Linked DNA regions of Mus musculus: region 1 is linked to region 2. Evidence: chromatin loops called from intact Hi-C (ENCODE). Cell type or tissue: gastrocnemius. All regions are shown on one strand. Links, peaks and the distances in the headings refer to the core of each region. The heading gives the core; the rest is flanking DNA. Region 1 has its middle 51 kb from the start of Gm46758. Region 2 has its middle 18 kb from the start of Spred1.

Region 1 (10,957 bases), core at 1,618-9,617, 140 kb before region 2:
TGCTACTGACTCAAAGAGAACATTAGCCTGAAAAAAAACTTACTTATTATTAATAAATCAAGTACAGGGCTGGAGAGATGGCTCAGTTAAGAGCACTGACTGCTCTTGCAGAGAACCCAGATTCAGATTCAGTCCCCAGCACTTATATGGTGAATTACAGCCTTCTACAAGTTCAGTTCTAGGGGATCTTTTCTGACCTCCTCAAGTATCAGGAATATATATGATGTGCATACATGCAGGCAAGTAAAATATCCATACACAATGAAATAAAAATAATATATATATTTTTAAAATCATATGTCCTAACATATTAGGTAAATTTATAATAATAGCTTGAAACTTGTATATATTAAATTAGCAAATAGCCAGAGAAGTTATTATTTTTTAATATGTTGATGAATCACTTCAACAACATAAAAGACTCAAATTATTAAAAGGTAAAACTGTAAACTAATAAAAATATTTCAGCTGAATATTGATGCAAGTTTCTAATATTCTGATTCTAATCTCCCCTAAGACTTGTTTCTCAGAGTTTTTCCCACTGAAGTTGTTTGAAATATAGTCACCTCAAATGTGAGGCTGTTTGGACTATGGCATTAGTCACCCCACTGTTTGCAAGGGTTGATTGGGCTAACCTGGCCGAGTAGGCCAACTTCCTCTTTCTCCATCACCACTATGTGTGTAACCCTCCAAGATCACTGATCACTGATGCCTTCCTGCCCCTACAAAGGAAGACCATCCTCCAGCCAGGTGTATAGAAGAAGCCACCCTTGACTACTAAACCCTCTAGACAAGCTCTCAAGATCACAGTTTTTGCATCTTCGAAATGTAAAGGGTGATTTTGCAAATCAAGGACTATTCTTTAGGATTGGGGAGTAACCTCAAAAGGAAGGCACAGATACCAAGACGAAGACGATTAAACTTACCCATGGGAAAGGAGGACCTGGAGAGGAGGTTTCCCTCGATGGTACATCTTCATTGTCAGCCTGACTTTATTTAGAATCACCATGGAAACACACCTCCAAGTGTGTCTATGGTTTCCAGAAAGTCTTAACTGAGGAGGGAAGGCATACCATGAAAGTGGGTAGCAGCATTTCATGGGCTAGGGGTTTGCACTAGAAAAGAGGAAGGCTGGCTCGGCAGCAGCGTCCCTCTCTCTGTTTTGCACTTGTAGGTGCAGTGTGATTAGCAGTGCACGCTTCCACCATCATGCCTCCCTGCCGGGACGGAGTCCTCCTCAAGCTGGAGTCTGAATAAACTCTTCCATAAATTGCTTTGTCAAGTATTGTGTCCTTGGAACCTAGGAAAATAACGAGCTCGATCCCTGGACCTGTGTTTGATCCTATTTAGAGCCCTTCCACATTATTCAAAGGGCTATTTCCTGAAGGGTTGCCAGAATTAAACACCTACAACGGCCTCGTGTTGCCTGACGAGCAGCCTCCTCTCTGAGAACAGGACGGCAAGCAATGCTCTCTGCAGACTTCACTGTCTGAGAATATACCTCCTTTTCTCTTCTCTGCTTGGAACGTCACAGCAAATGTGGGTCTCCCATGACTAGGTAACTAAAACCTAAAATCAGCTTCTCTTTTGCTTCAAGGAGTAAGGGAAGGAAAGTGGAAATGGAGAAGAAAGGACAGATTCTGGAGTGTTACCGAACGAAGTAACTTCTGGGACATGGTTAGAACGCGCCGTCCTCCCTGTCGGCAACCCCACACATTCTTTCTCAAGAACTACTTGTGGAGAACTTACTTCATGACATAGATCAGCCCCTGGGAATTCAGTAGTGAGCAAAACAGACAGAAATATATCTTCCCCTAGGAACTGACACTCCATTTTGTAAAAGTAATTCAATCTATACCACGCTACACAGCTGGGTCCAGTAAGCATGCCTCTATTCCTATTACTTGGGAAGCTAAAGATAAGAGGACCACAATTCAAGGTCCACACGAACAACTTACTGAGACCTGTCCCAAAGCTTGGGGAGGTAAACAAGGTGGGAGGGGATAAGCATTATGTTGCTCGGTGGCAGAGCGACCTCCACGACTGTTCCCACAACCGAGAAAAGACGAGGGAAACAGATAGTATTCAATGCAGGGAAGAAAAAGTGAGATGAGGGTGAAGCATCTATAATGTGATAACGGGTTGAAAGATGCTCTAGGAAAGGAGTTACGGATGCAGATCGGAAGACTTGGAGGAGAGCACCAAATCACACCACCCGGTTTCACAGTGAACTGATATGATCCCTGAAGAAGCAATGCCTGCCTTAGAGGTTCTGCAGCCTGCTCGACATCAGCTGAGAGGAGGATAGTTACTACAGAAAAGTGGGGTGTTACGGGTTGAGAGCCCAGGATGTCTGGGACGCTCCTGGGTCCTCTTTCATTGCCATGTATCATGAGCCTCTGTGTCTGACATAACATCCTCTCCACTTTCAGATGCCACTCTTTGGATGCAGGTCTGAGCTGCATTCACGCAACCTCCTCAACCCTAAAGAAGAAAGACAACCCCCAATTCTACAGATTTCCCGGCCTTGCTACGGCCCACCTGCCTAGTAACTCTACTTGTTTAGTTTATAAACATATCAACTCATTACTCCCTTTCCTGAGACTATAGACATACATGTAAACTTTTCCATAATACAACATATCCTTTAGAATAACTCAAATTCCTGTTCACTCATAGTTGACTCAGAATAAACATTTTTTTAAAGTTGTGTTGGGTTTTTTTTTTTTTTTGAAGTCAATACCTTTAGGAGTCCCACTCATTAATCATTGTGTGAATTTGAGTAAATGACCTATGCTTTTTGTTTTGAAATGTTACTATCTTTGAAAGGAGAATGACTAATTGGTAGAGGGTCAATGAGTCAATGCAAAAACAAAACAAAATATTGCCTGGTATCTAAGAACCCCATAGGTACTAAGTTTTCAAATTTTTCTTAAAAAAAAAAAATCCTTTCTGCTCTTTGACTTCAACTCTTTGAAATGAGACTAACAATGCTGGACTGCCCCGCTGGCTTGTGGGAAGGGCTAGATGAGACCCACATAAAGAGCTTCTCATGGAAGGAACAAATGCGTAGCCCCTACTCAGTTGCCATAGCTACTCAGCACTGTTGCTACTTTCTTAACAGGTACAGCAGCATCCTCATTGGGGAACTATCCACTGAGACAAGATGGTATGACCTTGAAGGCATGAGTAGGTAGCTACAATAGTCTTGGTATAAAAGAGAAAGGGGATAATTAAGATCCTCTATACTAGGGCTAGAGTTGTAGCTCAGTTGGTAGAGTGCTAACCTACAAATCCCCAGATATGCATCAACCAGGAGATGAAGGTAAGACCCTAAGAAATTCCAGGTCATCCTCAACTCCACAGGACTAGCTTGGGCTTCCTGAGACCCTATCTCAAAAGGAGGAAGTGGGTTGAGGGAAGGACGACAAGAAGGAGAGGGAGAAGGAGGGAGAAGAAGAAAGAAGAGGGAAGTAGAGGGAGACCACAGCAGTGAAGAGCACATTGGCACCGAGACATAAGGAACATGGAGAGAAAATGTGGAAGGGGTTGCTATAAATGGGGATTATACGGCTGAGTGACCTGTGGATGTTCTCTAAGGGAGAGCCAGTGGAGAAACATCTTGAAAAGAGAGATCTATGAAATTAAATTTGAAACTCTTTGTTTAGTTACAACATGAATGCCTGTCTGTTCATGTCTCCAAAACCTTGAGCAGACAATTATACTCCTAAGGGGTTTGTGATTCCTTTTGTGCACATTTGGGGAAGAATGTAATGAGTCATGAGTGACCATGGAAATGTAAGTTCCATAGAAATTTGGAGAAATTCCAGGGTGGACTTGGGAGAATTCCCAGAGAATAGACAAGGTGGAAGGTGGGGAAGACAGAGAAAGGGAAGGAGGAGTTGGGGGGGGGGGCGGGGGATGGAGAGAAAGAGAGAGAAAGAACTGTGTGTTTGGACAGGATAAGGGGTAGGTTCATAGTGGAGCCTAAAGCTCACACCATGGTGAAGCCCATTGCTCAGTATGGTCCATTCCTCCATAGCTGAATCAAGGTAGACAAACCAGTCAGAAAGGAAAGGTGCTGAGGTTCTAAGAGCAGCTGGCAACAACTTGTGACTGCAATGTGCAGGCCACATCGAACCCAGAAAATAAATTGATTCGCCTTTACCTTCATCCCTATGCCAGCAACAGTGAGAATCAAACAGCCCTTATTGCCCCCATATGGCTAGCACCCTCTTCATGGGTTCTTTTAGGGTTCCACGAATGGGAAGTAAGCCCTAGGTTATGCAATTTTAGGAAGAAACAACTGTGCAATCTATTAAAGGTGTCAACTGTCATCAGGACCACTTTTCCATCCTTTAAGAGAAACTTAACTACTCTGAGTACCTGTTACTAGGGCTGATAAGAGGCCTCAGTAGAGAAAGGCTCTAGCTGCCAAGCCTGCCAGCCTGAGTTTGATCCTCAGGATCCACATGGTGGGAGCAGAGAACTGATTCTCATGGGTTATCTTCTGATCGCCACATGTTTCAATGAGGCAAGAAAGCTCACAAATTCTCACTGCCTTGACTTTTGCCAAAGTACAATCATAGACTGAACTCTCTGCAACCCTGAGCAGGTTGTCCTTTTAATACTATGGAAATGGAAGAATAGTCATCCACAAACCTCCTCTTAAGTTGTTCGTGTCTGTTACTTAATTAAAACAGCAAGTAAGACAGCCAGGGCTACACAGAGAAACCCTGTCTCAAAAACAAAAACAAAAACCAAAAACCAAAAAACAAAACAACAACAACAAAAACAGCAAGTAAGTAGAACATGAAGTATCTTAAGAAAGAAAATATGCCGCTGGGCGTGGTGGCTCACGCCTTTAATCCCAGCACTCAGGAGGTAGAGGCAGGCAGATTTCTGAGTTCGAGGCCAACCTGGTCTACAGAGTGAGTTCCAGGACAGCCAGGGCTACACAGAGAAACCCTGCCTAAAAAAAAAAAAAAAAAAAAAAAAAGAAAAGAAAAAGAAAGAGAGAAAGAAAGAAAATATGCAAGCATAGAGCCATTTAAAGCAATTGATGTGTAGCACACAATTTGTAAAATCAAGAAAATACAATTAAAATAAGTAGGTTGTGAGCAATAGGAAATCACATTACAGGGATACTTTTTTCTTATTTAATTTTTTATTGATTTTTTTTTTAATGGACGAGTCTTGGATGTGCTTGTTCCTTTGATTTATCTTATATATATGAGTACACTGTTGCACATCAGAAGAGGGCATCAGATCCCATTACAGATGGTTGTGAGCCACCATGTGGTTGCCGGGGAATTGAACTCAAGACCTCTGGTAGAGCAGTCAGTGCTCTTTTTTTTTTTTTTTCTTTTTCTTTTTTACTACCACAAATTATGCAGTCGAGTTTCCCGCATTTGAGGAAATTGCAGGGGTCAGCACACCCCAAAGTGCAATGAGTGAGCCTCGCCCTGGGAAAACCACCTTTGTGATCCACTGGAGATACCATTATCTCCAGTGCTCTTAACCACTGAGCCATCTCTCCAACCCTTTAATGATATTTTTGTGAATTTCACACCGTGCACCCCAATCCTTGTCACCTTCCCATCCTTTTATACCCACCCTCTGCTCTTACAACCTCTCCACCCAAAAGGAAAAAAAAAATCTCCCTGTGGAAGCTGCAGTATGTCACAGTATATCATCCAGTTCACCCTTCAGTTCACACTTCTTTTTGTGTTTGTTTGTTTGTTTTGTTTTTCGACAAACTTTTTTCTACTTTGTAGACCAGGCTGGCCTCGAACTCAGAAATCCGCCTGCCTCTGCCTCCCAAGTGCTGGGATTAAAGGCGTGTGCCACCACGACCGGCTCAGTTCACATGTCTTTATTTGCTAATATTCATGGCAATGAGTCATTGATCTGTTTCAAGGCCTCTGATTTCTGTTACTCTATCAATGCTGGATCCATATCAGGACTCCTCTCCAATATTCTGTTACTGCCCTGGATCATGGAGATCATGTAGTTTTGGATCTATAGAATGGGCCTCTTTACACACTTACAGCCATTCATAGATGGGGTAGATGTTGGGATGGGCCAAAGCCCTGGCTCTGGACCTGGGAGTGATTGAGCTGGTCAGCCTTCCAGCTCTCCTGCACCCACATCACCAGGGCAAGCTCTACAGCACTGCACCAGCTGGTTCCTCCAATGCTACAGCTGGCAAGAGGCAGAGCCAGCCTCCTGCTCTCAGGCATCACACCACACCACCAGGGCCAGCTCCACTGTGCTGCCCACTTAAGGTGCAGGGCCTGCTTTCCTGAATGCTGCAGCCAGTGAGGGGCAGGGCCAGCTCTCCAACTCTCATGACTCCAGGGGCAACTCTCCTGCCTGCTTCAGGTGGTGTGCAGCAAGGGTGGGGAGGCCATCTCTCCCCAATCCAGGCCACCACTCGTTCAACAGACAGTGACAGGGTCAGCTCTTCCAAGTTCACACTTTGAGACAGACATGCCCACAACACCTGCAACCAAGACCAGCTCTACTGTGCTTCATGGGCTAGGTACAGCCCCACTCTTCTGCGTACTGCATCCGGTGAGGGGCAGGGGCAGCTCTCCTGCCTTTGAGACCAGCTGTTTCATGATAACCAGGCAAGGAATGGGATCAGCACTACACGGCCCTCAGACAGGGTGGCAGTCCGGATGGGAGCCCAGACCAGGAACATACTCCTGGCCTTTGGTGGTAACAGACCTCTGCTGCTGTAGGGTCACAGACCCAGACATGGCACTCGGTGACAGCATGGGCCAGAACCTCACCATGGCTTAAGCGCATTGCCAGCTTACTCACATCAGGCTATTCCTCACTCCCAATGAGTCTCCAGTTTTGCCTCTTTTCCTTGGGCATACATTCTCTTTCTCTTCCATCTCTCCACCACTTTCCTGCTCACTTTAGTAGCCCCTGGAGCCTCTGGGTATCTAGGTCATCTTAGGAGTGCTATATACTGCCCTGCATGTAGCATCAAGCAGGGGTTGTCTTGGGCATGATCTACCTGCCCAGGCCCCATGCCACTGGGTGGGGATGTTCTCAAGGGTGCTCTGCCTTCATGGGGCCACAGGGTACCAGGCTTGGGGTCCTAGAAGGATAATTTGGAACCAGATTGTGATAAATCTTCAACATCTTCATGAGAAATTGAACTTTGTTTGTAGGCCCAAAAAAAAAAAAAAAAAACTGAAAATAGTTTGTGGGCAACTTGAGATATGCTGGTAAACTAGTTTGTAAAGGTTGAAGGGAAGCAAGCTTCCACTAATGTATATTTATTTTTGACCCTAAGTATCAGATAACATGTGAGATAAAGATTTATTAGTCTTTTTAAATCAAAGTTTAATATTAGTTCTCGTCATTGGTCCCCTGGATAATCCTCTCCTTGAAGAAGATGAAAACTGGAGTGGGATAGAAGCAATGGGAGAGACTGCAAGGACAAATGTTGTGTTGGCAACCAGGTCCAATGCTTAGCTTCATGTATGCATGTCCCCAGGATGACGTCATGGTGCCATCAACTGTTGTTTTCTATAGATTTTGATTGAAGGAGGACTCCCTAGTCCATCCGCAGTTTCTAATATAAGCAGAATAAGGACAGACAGAGCAGCACCTAACTTTCTGACAGAAAAAAAAATCCATTATAAGGATAGTTGTCCCTGAAGTATCTCAATAGGAATTATATCAAATCTCTTCATTTCGATGACTAAGAGAATGAATAAACTCAGGCTAGACAGCTCATGAAATTACCCATCCACGCATCATCCATCAGTCACCTTATCATTTACCAGCTACAGTGACTGTATAATATTCATATAAAAATTCAGCCTCACGGGAGAGAAGAAATCAAGTTGTCACGTGTGCACTGTTTCCTACTAAAGATGTCTCAGCCTGAGGTTGTGAAGAAACAGGGAAAGGCTTAAATTATTTTTGGAAGTATATATTTCTATAGTATAAATTAAAAATATATAAATGTCTTAAGCATATCATATTTTTATTAAAATACTTTCCCTGATCAATTGGATATTTAGAGCTGGGTAATTAAGTTGAAAGACAAATGAAGTTTATCATATAACACAAGTCGTATCTTCCATGGGATGACCTTAAGTAAAAATTCCAAATTGGTGGTAGGACAGTCAAGCACTGGCCTTGCCACCTTACAAAGTTGGACACTCCATTCTGAAGCTCAAGAGAAAATATCCTGATTGCTCTTCTTTTGTTTCCCCGGAAGACACAAAAATTGTGACCGAGCCTACTTGGCTCCAGTCTGTTACAATAAAGGTGCTGATAATGTTACTAACGGTGATGGTGATGATAGTGACAATGATGATAGCGATGTTACTGATGATGGTTATAGTGATGGTGATGATGGTTATGGTGCTGATGATGGTTACAGTGTTGGTGATAGTGATGGTGGTGATGATGACAATGATGGTGATGATGGTGGGGATGATCGTGATGGTTATAGTGATGGTGATGTTGGTGGTAATGGTGGTGGTGGCTACAGTGATGGTGATGACGGTGCTCATGATGGAGACGGTGATGACAGTGATGATGATAGCAATATGGTGCTGCTGGTGGTGATGAGTTATGATGTTAACTTTAAACATACCAAATATCATCTTTGATGGATATAAAAAGCCAGAGAACCCCTAAGTGTTAGTGGAATAGGGAATACTCCAGGAGAAGGAAGAAAGATATACAGAGTTAAGGAGGAAGTCAGCAGCTTGGTCCTCTTCATCCCTGACCTCTCTCTTTTTTTTTTTCTCCAGAAACAAGATAGCTGACACCACTTGTCTTTTACATTTTGATTTAATCTTTGTTATTACTTCTGCAGTGTGAGCATGGCTCTCTGTCAATGAATTCTTATCACATCCACGGACTTTATACTATATGGGCACAGAGAACAAATGGGAAAAAGTCTCCCCCTAGCAAAAATGTTGGCAGCACATTAAACAGGCTCCTCTGACTTTTTCTTTTCTATTCTTATTGTTTGGGTTTTTTGGTGGCAGCAAATGCTGGACCCATCTCAAGCCTCCCCTAGCTCCCTCCAATCAATGTGCATTCATCCCCAAAGGCCCCAGAGGCCCTGAGAAGCAAGTAGCAAATGGAATGAAAACGGAACAAATGCTCCACAGCCCCAGAGCTTTGTTTCCAGAAGCATCTGGTGGCCACTTCCAGATTTCTGAAGCTACAAATGACAGGAAGCTGTAAAGGCAGCTATGTGGTCCAGAAAAAAAAAGGGGGGTGGGTGGGGGTGGGGAGGAGTTACAGACTTGAATGTTTTGCCATTATTAAATTTCCCACTAAACCAGAGTGTTCAAAGTTTGCCAGATTTTGCCTAACCTCATCCACATTTAACTGTCTCCAGAAAACCAGGAAGACCATTTAGAAGGAAGACTCATTCATGTTTGGACTCAGGCAGACTCAGGAACCTTTGATAGCACTATCCTTACCCTGCCTGGCCACACCACAGAGCAGTCAGCAAGATCTCCCTCAATGGGCACAAAATTTCCCCTGGAATTTACAGAGCAGAAACCTTAAACACATATCACCAGAAGAACCAGATTACATAATGTCTCCATCACCCTCCTGACAGCTACAATTATGAGTCAATTCTGGTTTAAATATGAAACCGGAAGCTCCGCATTTCCCCTCTGACTATGTGGCAGGCTAAGTTAGAGCTCTCCCGGCCTGTCAGTTTGGAGATCTGAGTCGCTTCCACAGTCACTAATCTAGCAAGAGACCAAATGACCGGGTAATTAAAAGCAGCACTGCAGTGAGCCCTGCTTCGTTCAGGCCAGATGTTCTTCTTGCTCAGCCATTACCCACATAAGGAACAGAAATACACCCTGCCCCCAGCCCGGCCCTTTAAATTCTCCTTTTCTTTATCCTTTCCAGCTAATTTCCGGCTTCTGATCTTTCAATCCCACAAAATAAAGTAAAAATAAAAGCCCCATTACGAAAAGATGACATGTTATTGAACACATGACTGTAAGTTGTAATGCGCTCTGTAGTCTCCTCTTTGTACGTCTTAAAGCATTCCAGCGCTGGAGACGTTAAGTTACCCTGGCAACCTCACATGACTAAGGACTCCAGAGAGCCCCACCTAGCTGCAGGGACTCATTTAAGTCAACAAGGACCACCCCTACACTTAGTAGCCCGGAGATTGAGTAAATAGCACTGCTAGGGGGAGTGGGGTTTATTTTAGGGACCAAAAGACTGTTGAATGAGGCAGCTTCTCCTTTTTTTCTTTTTCTTTTTCTTTCTTTCTTCTTCTTCTTTTTTTTAACCCCAAACACAAGACAAAGACAAATAAAACTCTCCATCCTACCCTTTAGCGAAGCCTCATTAAGGTCGCGGGTCAGCTGGTAAATAAAAGCGAGGTCTTCTGGGCATTTTTCTACTTAATGGACAAATTACAAGGCTCAAAAAAAAAAAAAAACCCAATAATTCATTCCTGGAAAAAAAAAATGGCAATGTGTGACAGAACTTCTGTGAGCTTATCAGATTGAAAAGGGCACTTTGTGTTTGTCTCTCTATTCAGTCTGCTCACTTCACTTGAGGCTGCCCTGGCTTTAGAACCCCAGATGCCTGAAGGATTTTCAGGGACAGAGACGGAAGAAACAATCTTAATTCTGATTAGTGGTCATATTTATGTTTGTTATTTAACCCTTTTAGAGTAATTGAGACAGAGTTTCTGAGTGTCCCTGGGCTGGCCTCAAACTCATTGCGTAGCTAAGAATAACCCTTGAACTCTCAACCCACTTTCCCAAGTGCTAAGATTGTTGGTGTGTACCACCACACAGCATTTGACATTTGGATTGTTAATATTTGCTAAGACCACTGCCTGCTCATGACCAAGCTGAAAGGCAGAAAGGAACAGGATTACTTGATTTCTAGAGCACTCACCAGGTCTCTGTGTGAGGGGCACTGCTAG
Region 2 (10,957 bases), core at 1,513-9,512:
AATCAGTTGGAAGAGCAATGGAGGATGGTTCTAGACATCAACCTTGGGTTTCACGTGCCTAGACACACATGTACATATACCTACATACAAAACAGAAAAGTCAATTAACCAAGCAGGGTGACTACTACTTTACAGAGAAGCAAATCACTCAGTACTAAGGGAAAATGATAGAGCCACCCCTGCTTGGCACAAACAAACATTACATTCTTGTCTGTTTCAGTTGTTGGAGAAGCTGTTCCCTGAAGAAGGATAAGAAACTAGGATTTCAGCACACTTCCTAAGATGCAGTATATGAACTCTCCCACTGAGTCAGGCTATATTGGCCCCATCTGTGACCTCAGGCAACAGTGGTAAATACTGGGAACACAAAAGAAAAAGGTGAATCTCTTCGAATCCCCCATGTTAATGCACCCAGATGGTCATGGTGCTCTCTGAGGTAGGTGTGTCATCTGGAAAGGAACCAGGGCTCTCAGTCACTTCTGAATCGCAGACCTGCAGATAAACAGTGAGGGCTGGAACAGCAGGAACAACCTCCAGAGATGGACTGGACGGGAAGTGCTTTTGCAATGCTCACCTGCAGTCTGTCTGCTGCCTTCAATGCACTCACTGTGCAAACAGCCCTCAAAGTGAAACCTTTTCCAAACAGACCCTTTCTTTGGAAGAAATACCACTTGTATATTAAAGCAAATTCTATAAGGAGATGGATAAGAAGTAGCAAGAACAATCCCAGAGGAGAAGAGAGGGGATGACATGATTAGAAGATGAAGGAGACTTTTTATAATGATACCATCGGTGTGGGGGAACTACCTCATTGAATAACATATAGATAGTAATCAAGCCTGGCTACAGTGACCTGAAGGATCCACAACGGCCTTTTAAAACAAGACTGTTAGGAACATAAAAGTTGATTAAACAAGAAACTACTGATGGGTGCCAGTTGCCTCCTTCCCTTTCGTCCTTCTTGTTCTTTTCTGTGGCATGTAGGATCAGAGCCACAGTCTTCACTGCCTAAGCGAGCATCACATTACTAAGTTACACATGTAGACCAGCTCTGCAATGGTAAGTTACAAAGATACTGGCACGTATTTGACTTTAAAGGATCACACTATAAGCAAAATTAATGTTTCCCTTACTGAGTTCATATGAGCGCTAGTCGTTTCTATTATGGATCTTTCTAGCAATAGTTACAATATCTTGGGTGGGACCTGATTATTTTACCCTCAACAGGTTCTTTGGTTTATGCTGATGCACCTCCAAACCCGACAACTGTTGGCACATTGTTTAATCACTCCCTACCAGTGTATTATAGAACTGATATTTATAGATATATATACCTTTCTGGGGCATTTAATGTATGTTTTCACTATTATAAATCATGATACACAGTCCACCTTCATAACTCATAATCACCTTCATAATCAGCATTCATTGAGTGTTTCCTATGTGCTAGCTAAGTTTATACGGTCAGGACAAATTGTTAAGATTTACTGAGATAAAAATCTGTGTGTTGTAAGGGTTTTGATGCTTATTTCCAACCGGCTACAGCAAAAGATTAGCTCTATGGACATTCCACACTTTTTATGACGGAAAAACACTGATGGTTATATTGCATGGTGACTAGCATTCAGCTTTCCACTCGGTAAGCGCCCTCAAACAGCTGCTTCTTCGAGAGACTTAGAAAAGATAAGGCCCCGTGTCCTGGCTCCCGCTTTGGATCTTAGCTGCTATTGTTTCTAAAAGTAGCACTCCCGAGTGGTTGCTTCCAGGAATGTCTACCCAGGCTGAGCCGCAGAGACGGTTGGCTGTCTCTGGGAACTGGCACACTTCACATGCTGCCTCGTCCAGGACCCACCAAGGAATATAGCTGCAGTCAAGGGAAAGCAGTAGTGTGGAATTACTGGGCTCAAGATTTTTTTTTTTCAAATAAAATCTGATAGCAGATTGAAAAGTGCTCTGATATGAGAAAAAATTGTAGTGACCTAAATAAATGGCCAGGCTATGAAGAAGTTAATGAAAGCCAAGAAAATGTAGTAGTCAGGTACAGAGGAGTTATCCAATAAGGGAAAAGATAGCTTTTCTTCTGTAGTGGTTTGAATAAGAATGGCCCCATAGGCGCATAGGTGTGAATACTTGGTCCTCAGTTAATGGACTGTTTGGAAAGAATTGGGATGTGTTGCCTTGTTGGAGGATGTACGTCATTAAGATTGGCTTTCCATACTATTCCCAGTCATCTACCTTACGGACCACTGCTCCGCACCATTCCGGTCTGCCTGCTGCCATGCTTCCTACCATAACAGCCACGGACTAACCCGCTTCAGCAATGAGCCCGGATTAAACACTTTCTTTTATAAGTTGCTTTGGTGCTTTTTCATAGAAACTGAAAAGTAACTTTTAGTTACTTTTCTTTTCTTTCTTTCTTTCTTTCTTTCTTTCTTTCTTTCTTTCTTTCTTTCTTTTCTTTTTCTTTCTTTCTTTCTTTTTTTTTTTTTTGTAAGACATCTTCTTATCTTTTCTGTAAATTTCTGTTGTGCACCATTTGTGGAGAACTTCGGCTTCTGTTTATCTCATATTTACAATACCAGAGCCATGAGGTGGGCCAGAGAAGTCACTTTGAGGTGTGGTGTTTACCTATGTAAAGTCAATGGAAGGTAAGTTTTAGCCACCTAAAAAGACATTCTTATTTGATAGGGGCAAAGCCTTACAATATTTATTCAGAGACAAAGCCACCACATTTTCAAAGAAATCATGAAGGATTTGATGCAGAGAGTAAAGTGTGGGTTATATTTCACTTTGACTTGGAGCAATGCTATGAAAAGGTTTTTTTTTTTGAAACCTGGATAAAATTTCTACTTACACAACTTCTGAAAACCTTCAATGAACACAGTAAAAGCTAAGGCACCAAGAAGCTGGGAACTGAAAGCTATGCCATCTGACTGTCACCCAAAAGCTGATTGCCTACATGACTTTCTTCTCTTTCTCTCTTAGCCCTTATAACCAACTCTCTAAGAACTTGCAGTCTCTAAATAGAAATGTTCTTTCTTTGAGGCAAAGTACTAGATGGGATATATAATAATTACTAAGTAAAAATGTATTCTCCTCCTGGCTGCCTATAATGTGCCTACAACTGGATGCAATATAATACTTACTGCTAAAAGGTACATTTTCCTCTGCTCTACCTACAATATGCCTCTCACATTGTGTAAATGTCCTCATCTTTCCATAGGTTAAAAAAAAAAAACCCTCAGCTGTAGGTGTTTACTGTTGGTTTCATGGCTTGCTTGTCAGAGCAGTCTGATATTGGAGTCAGTTGACATGTGGAGACACAATAGAGAGGCAAGGGAACAGGGTGCTTCCTGACATTTCCAATAAGGAAGGTTAGGGACCATGACAAAGATATATATGTGTATATGTATGAAGCTGGCTAGCACTGAGGCTACAAGACTCATTAGACTAAGCATGTGTGAGGTGCTGGCTTGAGTGCCTACTGCTGCAGTGGCCGAGTGGAGGGTAGACGATGGAACGATTATGAATAAGGGGAATCAGAAGAGCACTGGTTTGATCTAAGAAGCAGTACAGGCAGGATCAGACATTCTGCTGCTGGTGGTTTGTTTTGTTTGTTTTGTTTTGTTTTACTGCAGCCACCTTGCCCACCTGAAACCAGGGTGTGGTCCTCAGTGAATGTTTATGGTGGCTACTGAACAAAGACACATGTACCTGAACCTCAGGACACCTTCGATCCAGTTCTGGCTTTCTCACTGGCCTCGGGGAACCCACTCTCCTGAGACTCTTCCATCACTGGGACAGGTAGGGCATGGACCAAGTGATGTCTTTGGCAAGTATGGAAACTCTGGCTCAGCACGGGAACTGCCCCTGTCCAATTCTAGCATCCATGGAATTACAATGAGACCACACAACTTACCAACACGTTGGTCAGGCAGAGGCATTCATAAGCTGAGCCAATGGGAGAGCTTTGTTTTTCTCAAGGAGTTTCAGAACTGGAGAGAAAAGGATTCTGTTGGCCTCTTTCTGGTGTCTGAAGCTGAGACTATACAGACCTGCAACTTGTTGGTTGCCACCCTCAGCAATTTGATATGAGTGGTAAACAGAACTGGAAAGGAGGGGAGGAGGGGAGGAGGGAAAGAGGGAAGGAAGGGAGAAGGGGAGGAGGGGAGGAGGGGAGGAGGGGAGGAGGGGAGGAGGGGAGGAGGGGAGGAGGGGAGGAGGGGAGGAGGGAAGGAGGACATAGTCATTGGATAAAATAGGAAGACAGATGACTTTCAGATCCATGATCCCAGTTAAGTCTGAGAGCTGATGCATCCCCAGTCTTTTTTTTTTTTTAATATTTTTTATTATTACGTATTTTCCTCAATTACATTTAGAATGCTATCCCAAAAGTCCCCCATACCCTCCCCCCAACTTCCCTACCCACCCATTCCCATTTTTTGGCCCTGGCATTCCCCTGTACTGGGGCATATAAAGTTTGCATGTCCAATGGGCCTCTCTTTCCAGTGATGGCCGACTAGGCCATCTTTTGATACATATGCAGCTAGAGTCAAGAGCTCTGGGGTACTGGTTAGTTCATAATGTTGTTCCACCTATAGGGTTGCAGATCCCTTTAGCTCCTTGGGTAATTTCTCTAGCTCCTCCATTGGGGGCCCTGTGATCCATTCATGATAAAAGTCTTGGAAAGATCAGGAATTCAAGGCCCATACCTAAACATGATAAAAGCAATCTACAGCAAACCAATAGCCAACATCAAAGTAAATGGTGAGAAGCTGGAAGCAATCCCACTAAAATCAGGGACTAGACAAGGCTGCCCACTTTCTCCCTACCTCTTCAGCCTCCCCAGTCTTTATGTAACATAATACTACAGAATCCTTATGCTACTATTAAACGCCTTAGTCAGAAAATTAATTCAGCCACTTGGCAAATAAATTATCTATTAATTGAGATAAAAAACGGTTATGTCCAATACGTTCACACATCTCTTTCAGGCCCAAGTGTTGAAGATTTGAAGGGTTGTGAAGGCTTAAGGGGAGGCGGACAAGAGCATTCCATACCACAGAAAACAATTTAACAGACGCTGACTTAAAGAGAGAGTGTCTGCCCAAAGGAAAGCGCCTAGAATGGGGACCACAACTATACTTTAAATTAGGATACATACCAGGAAGTTAAAGGAAGCATTGTCCTACAATGTGTAAGTAGTAATCTGTAAGTGAATGTGTAGTACACACAGAAAATAGGCAGCCATTTCCACAATCCGGGGAGAGCTGGAAGGCAGGCACCCTCCCTGTTACTATGTAACATTTTGACATTTGGCTTCATGTGTTCTCTTTAAACTTTACTTTTAATTTTTAAAAAGGAGTTAAAATATTTGTCAACTGCCTCCTTCAATTTGAGCTTGAAGGCCACACTTGAATACTTCAATGTGAGGTGAATACTACACTGGTTAACTTTGTCCCAGGTCTGAAACAGGGTTCTGTCCTCACAAAGGGTCAAAGCAAAGGTCTTCGTAAAAAGTGCCCAGGCACAAAGAATAGGCACTTTAGAAATACGTTAGGCTGAACAATATCAAGTAACTACACAGGATGTTTATAGTTTGCCTTCATGCTCGCAGCTCATGTCCCTAGATTCTCTTCACTGGGTAGCAGAAGAGCTTTGCATCTTCCTTTGCATTTACTGCATACCCTAACAAACTGTCTGGAAGCAGCACTGGAACGGCGGATTCAGAAGCCTATTTCATGGGACTCTGAGATAAAGGCCTTTGTAATGAAGTCCGGGGAACCCTTTGATGTTGTGCTGTGGGTCTGAGTTTTCATCCTGATGGCTGTTGAAGAGGCAGAAGGCCGGCTTGCCTGCCACCCTGCACTATTCTGTGGCTGAGAACCATGGCCTCCTGTTACTGGCTCATTTGTCTTTATGTGTAGGTCTGTACTGTGATTGGCATCTGTCACTGATCTGTCAAGGAGACACATTTAATGGGGCCTCTGAAGAAACACAGATGTCCTAATTTGACACATGCAGCAAAGAACAAATGACCCTATGACTCCAGTAATCTTCTAAAGAGGGTGAAAGAGTCTCAGGAGGTACACAGAGGAAAAAAATATAAGAACTTATATTTTTATTTGCTCTTCATTGCATTCATTTAAAAAAATTCTACTTTAGAATTTTTTAAAAATTAAAATAATATATTACTAGAGCAATGTATTTATACCACTTGTATCTTGATTTACTTCATTTATTTTAAGGTTATCAATGAAAATATCGTTTATTTTTTAATGATCTTGGGGTAGGCAAAATCATACTGTATTAATAATGTTAGATTTGGCTAGAGTCAAAGAGCACTTATCCAAGCCCGACTGTGCTTTTGACTCATTTACGAAATCTTGGGCAAACCCTTCACCTGAGTTCTTAGTTTTCACATTCGCTAAATATATTTATGGGGTTTCATGACCTTTTGCATGTAGGACCAAACAAAATTTTAAATAGTACATAAATTTCAGTCACTAAATACTTCTTTAAAATTCCCTATATGAATATTCTAGGCTATCACTAATAGGTACGTTAAGACATATATTCAAATCTGTAAAATAAGTTTTGTTACGGCAAGAGACAGTCTAGTCTAATTTGAGGGTAATAATTATTCCTCTCACAGTTTCAATAGAAGAAAACTTCTTCCTTTTGCTATTGTTATCTTAACATCTGCTCTGTTTCATTTTAATCCATGGCTTTATACAGAGACATCCAAATAATATCATTCACAAAATACTCTCCAAAGAATTCCATGGCTAAAGAGAGGAAATGCTGGCAGGGAGCTGCACCCAAATTCATTGGCTCAGGCTATTATACTACTTCTATTTTGCATTAATTTTTAAAACGAGTGGTCCAAATTTAGGCCAGGCAGGAAGGATTTGAAAGAAAAAAACCCCAGAAAATAGATAGAAAGAAAAGCTCTATGAGTCCCTTAATCTTTGTTTTGAGACAAATTCCCATACAATCAGAGTGAGCCTAGTACCACTGTCTCTCAGAAGGTGTAGTTCCATCCTTGATGCTGCTGATGTCATCAGGCAGATAATTTGCTGCTGCAGTGAGGGGCTGTCTTTAGGAGTGTCTCTGGACTCTTCTCACTAGATGCCAGTGACATTCCCTCCCACCCACCCCCTGAACAACTAAAAATATTTCCAGACAACATCAAATGTCCTCTCTCTCTCTCTCTCTCTCTCTCTCTCTGTGTGTGTGTGTGTGTGTGTGTGTGTGTGTGTGTATGTGTGTGTGTATGTGTGTGGTGGGGGCTGGCAGAAAGAAACTGCTTCCAGCTGAGTGCCACTTGGATGAAGTAGTTTTCTATTTTCTTTTCTATTGTGATAAGTGGGTCCAATGAATGAGTTAGACTCTTTCAGAATGTTTTTAAGTATAAACTTCCAATTATTTAGGAAGCTTGTATTAGACCTATAGCGCCTGTGAGGTGTAAGTGTAAACCCTCCTTTGGAAGAGTTCAGGTCTTGGCATTTCTGTGGACTGTAGCATGGGGGAGGTGCGACACTTGCTCTTTCTCTTGCCTCTCAGCATCTACTGTCTTCTCCCTTCTGGTTTCCTCCTTGGCCCTCACTTTTCTCTTTTCTCTGTCTGTGCCCTTGTCATGGTTTCTTTCCCCTCTGACACTGCTTTAGTTACACTCTGGCCATGAAGACCTAGCTCTGTGGTTACAAAGCCAGATGGCCTGACTTTGAAGCAGAGCTTTGCGACTTTCTTGTGAAACCTCCTCGAGCTTATTTAACCTCCATCTGCTTTCGTTTCCTTCCCACTGAAATGAGGGCGATACCAAGAGTCTCTCTCTGTGGTGGGATGAACATGAACAGAGATGAAGCAAATGAGACTGGGCAGGAGGCGAGCGGCCAACAGCATTGGGTATTACAGGGTCTTCCTTTCCACCAGCATAGATTATGTGGCACACTTTCAGAGTCCAGCAACGCCCACCTGCATCTCTCTGGAGAATTATTGTTCATTACTGCTTCAGGAAAGAAGAAGTGGGTACAAGCTTTTAGGAGCTGACTAAACTGCTCTGTGCTGGGACAACATTACAACAAATGTACTGGGGTTAGTTTATTATAAGCTAAGGATACAGCTCAGGAAACTGAGGCAAAGAAATACATAAGAAGAGGGTAAATAATAGAGCTCTCTGAAGAAGAAACATGAACGACATTAAAGCTGGTAATTAGGGAAGTACAAAAACAAAACCAGCAATAGAGTATTTGGGTAGGGCGTTACAATTAATAAAAATTAAGAAATATCATTATCCTTCCTTATGTGGGTGAATATAAAGAAAATGGTACTGTCATTTGTTACTAGTGAGAAAATAATTGTTTAAAAAAAGACATACTTTAGAGGGAGGATCTTTAAAATGTTTATTCTCAAGTCAGCTGTAGTATTTTACATTCAGGAGGCTGAGGCAGATAGACTCTGGAGTTCAAAGCCATGGGCTACAGAGAAGGCAAGACCCTGTCACAAAAATACAGTAAGTCAGCAAACAAATGAACAAATTCTTCCTTTTAACTTAAGAATGCCACTAATGTAAAGTTTCCTGAGAGAAATCTTTACTTTTAAGTATAAATATACTTAAAGATAAGTTTACAGGGTGTTCACCAAAGCGCTATTTCTGACAGGAAAAGATGAACACAGTAATAAGCAAAGATTGATGTAGAAACAGATCAATAAACAGATGCAGGTAATGTCCTGTATACCCAAACAACAAACTACCATGTGACTGTTTCAAAGAATAAACACTGCTATAAAGCATGCATGAGGCATGGTGTCATTGTGGCATACGCAAACCCATGTTTACTGCCTGCACATTTAGGTATACAGCAGAGGGTCTGAATTCATATGTTCTCAATTACCAACAGTAGTCCCTTGTAGACATGGAGACTTGGTGCCCTCTGACTGCAGAAATTTATGACAGAGTTCCTAGTGCTTATAAAGAACACTTGATCTAATTTAAAAAGCAATTTAGTATCATTTTCTTTGCTCCCTGGGACTCCTGGGAGTGCTGTGTATAACTTGGTTTCTTTTTCCTGTTTCTGTGAGAAATGACTCTGACAAAAGCAACTTAAGGGAGAAAGGGTTTCTTTTCCCTCACAGTTTCAGGATCCAGCTTATCATGGCCAGCAAGTCCTAGCAGTCGGAGGTTGAGGCTCCTGGTTCCGTCACATCTGTACTTTGCAAGCAGAGAGATGGTGAATACTTGCGATCGGTTCATTTTCTTGTTTTGTACAGTTCAGGGTCCCAGCCCAGGGCATGGTGGGCAGCCCTTCTCATTTCAACTAATCTAAGCAAGATGATCCCTCACTATGTGCCAACGGCTTCTCCCCTAAGTGAGTCTAGTCTTACCAAGTGGACAGTTAACCCTAACCATTACAGGATGGAAAGCTCAGGAAAATGTTCAAGTCCGATGGGGCTCAGTTGAGGTGACCACATTTCTTCCTCTGATATTATTTTGTGTGTGTTTTTTAAATTACTGTTTAGAGTTACACATGATGCCTCAGGTTACAGGCACTTCCTTCAGATAGCTAGTTCATAACACAGGATTTCCATCTACTAACGTTGTCGAGATATTTAGGGAAGACAGTATATTTTAAGATATAAGTTTACTGGTCTCTTTCTATTATTCTTTGCGGGGAGAAGGATGGGGTAAATCGACGTCTCAGTCTGGCCTCAAGTGTGCATGCACCGAGGTTGGACCTCATCTCACTGTAAAACCATGACTGATTAAAAGCTGGTGGCATCCCCTACTGCTTCAATCTCCAAGTACCGATCACTATGCCCAGCTAAAGCCTCCTGGATCCTTAATTTGATATTGAGAACATATACTGGAAAGTTAAGAACATTTCTCTTTAAAGGATAAAATAGAGATCGCACAAAGATACAAGTAGTAAAGAAATGTTACATGCACCAAGAAGAAAAGAGAAACATTAGCCAAAGTGCAAAGTGTGCAAGATAGATACAGTCGAGGCCAGGCTGATGGCCTGGGACGATCAAAAGGGATAAGAAAGACAAGTACTGATGGCTAGATTCTGGGCATCAAAGCAAAAACACATTCAATCATGTAAAAGGCCACTTTCTCTGGGAGTTTGGGTATAGATTAGGGATTGCTGGGCTAAGCCAAAAAGGATGGATATGACACACAACTGCTAGAAAATACAACCGAAACAAATATAAGCTGGCTCTGTGCACACTTAGGAGGTCACTGTGTGGTAGGTGCCCCACTGGTTTTCTCCAGTCTCTATCGTTATTTCCTCAGGGCAGGCTGCGGGGGAGGTGCTTTGACAGTCTTTTTTTCTGTAGGGCTTCACACTCAGGCCCTGGTGTACAAAAGCACAGAGAAAATGAGAACCACACACTTGTCAGATCTCTAGGCGCTGGCTGGCCTCTGGGAAGCTGAGTCCACATAAACAGCAGTCAGCACTTTATGTTCACATTCTCTGTGAACACATGGATGGAGTCAAGGTCAAGGATGTCTTTCACTTCCTTGTTCTTATTTATGTTTCACAATAATGCTTCATGGTAACATGCTGTTGTCTTTACTGTGTGAAGCAGAGCTGGCCGCTCCCATGCTAGCCTTCACTTATAGCTCTTACCAGATGACCAGATGACCTCTCCTTATCAGGTGACATCTCTCCTTACCAGGTGACATCTCCCTACCAGGTGACATCTCTCCTTACCAGGTGACACCTCTCCTTACCAGGTGATATCTCCTTACCAAGTGACATTTCCTTACCAGGTTACCTCTCCTTACCAGGTGACATCTCTCCTTACCAGGTGACATCTTCACTACACTGTTTCTTGAAGTCAAGGAGTGTGTTTATTTCATCTCCAGTATGAACCTGGTATTTAAAATGAATATCCCAACAAATGAAGATTTTCTTCTGATAGGCATCTGTGAGTTTATACAGATAAACCA

What was found. A loop is a pair of places that touch in the nucleus more often than their neighbours do. Peaks named below come from ENCODE experiments on the same cell type or tissue, not always from the same donor. Only the 100,000 strongest peaks of a DNase experiment are listed, where the experiment ranks them.
Region 1: it touches region 2 in a loop (1.8-fold over the local background); 6 of 42 quality-filtered maps call a loop at or near these places.

What each region holds. Positions count from the first base shown.
Region 1 is chr2:116,962,668-116,973,624 of GRCm38, forward strand. It overlaps the pseudogene Gm25514. Among named protein-coding and RNA genes, the nearest start is that of Gm46758, 51 kb to the left of the region's middle. In gastrocnemius, for the core only: no CTCF peak of the experiment used is centred there; a DNase peak (open chromatin) is centred at 6,286; H3K4me3 peaks cover 253 bases; H3K27ac peaks cover 808 bases.
Region 2 is chr2:117,097,779-117,108,735 of GRCm38, forward strand. No RefSeq gene overlaps it. Among named protein-coding and RNA genes, the nearest start is that of Spred1, 18 kb to the right of the region's middle. In gastrocnemius, for the core only: no CTCF peak of the experiment used is centred there; DNase peaks (open chromatin) are centred at 5,861 and 7,884; H3K27ac peaks cover 560 bases.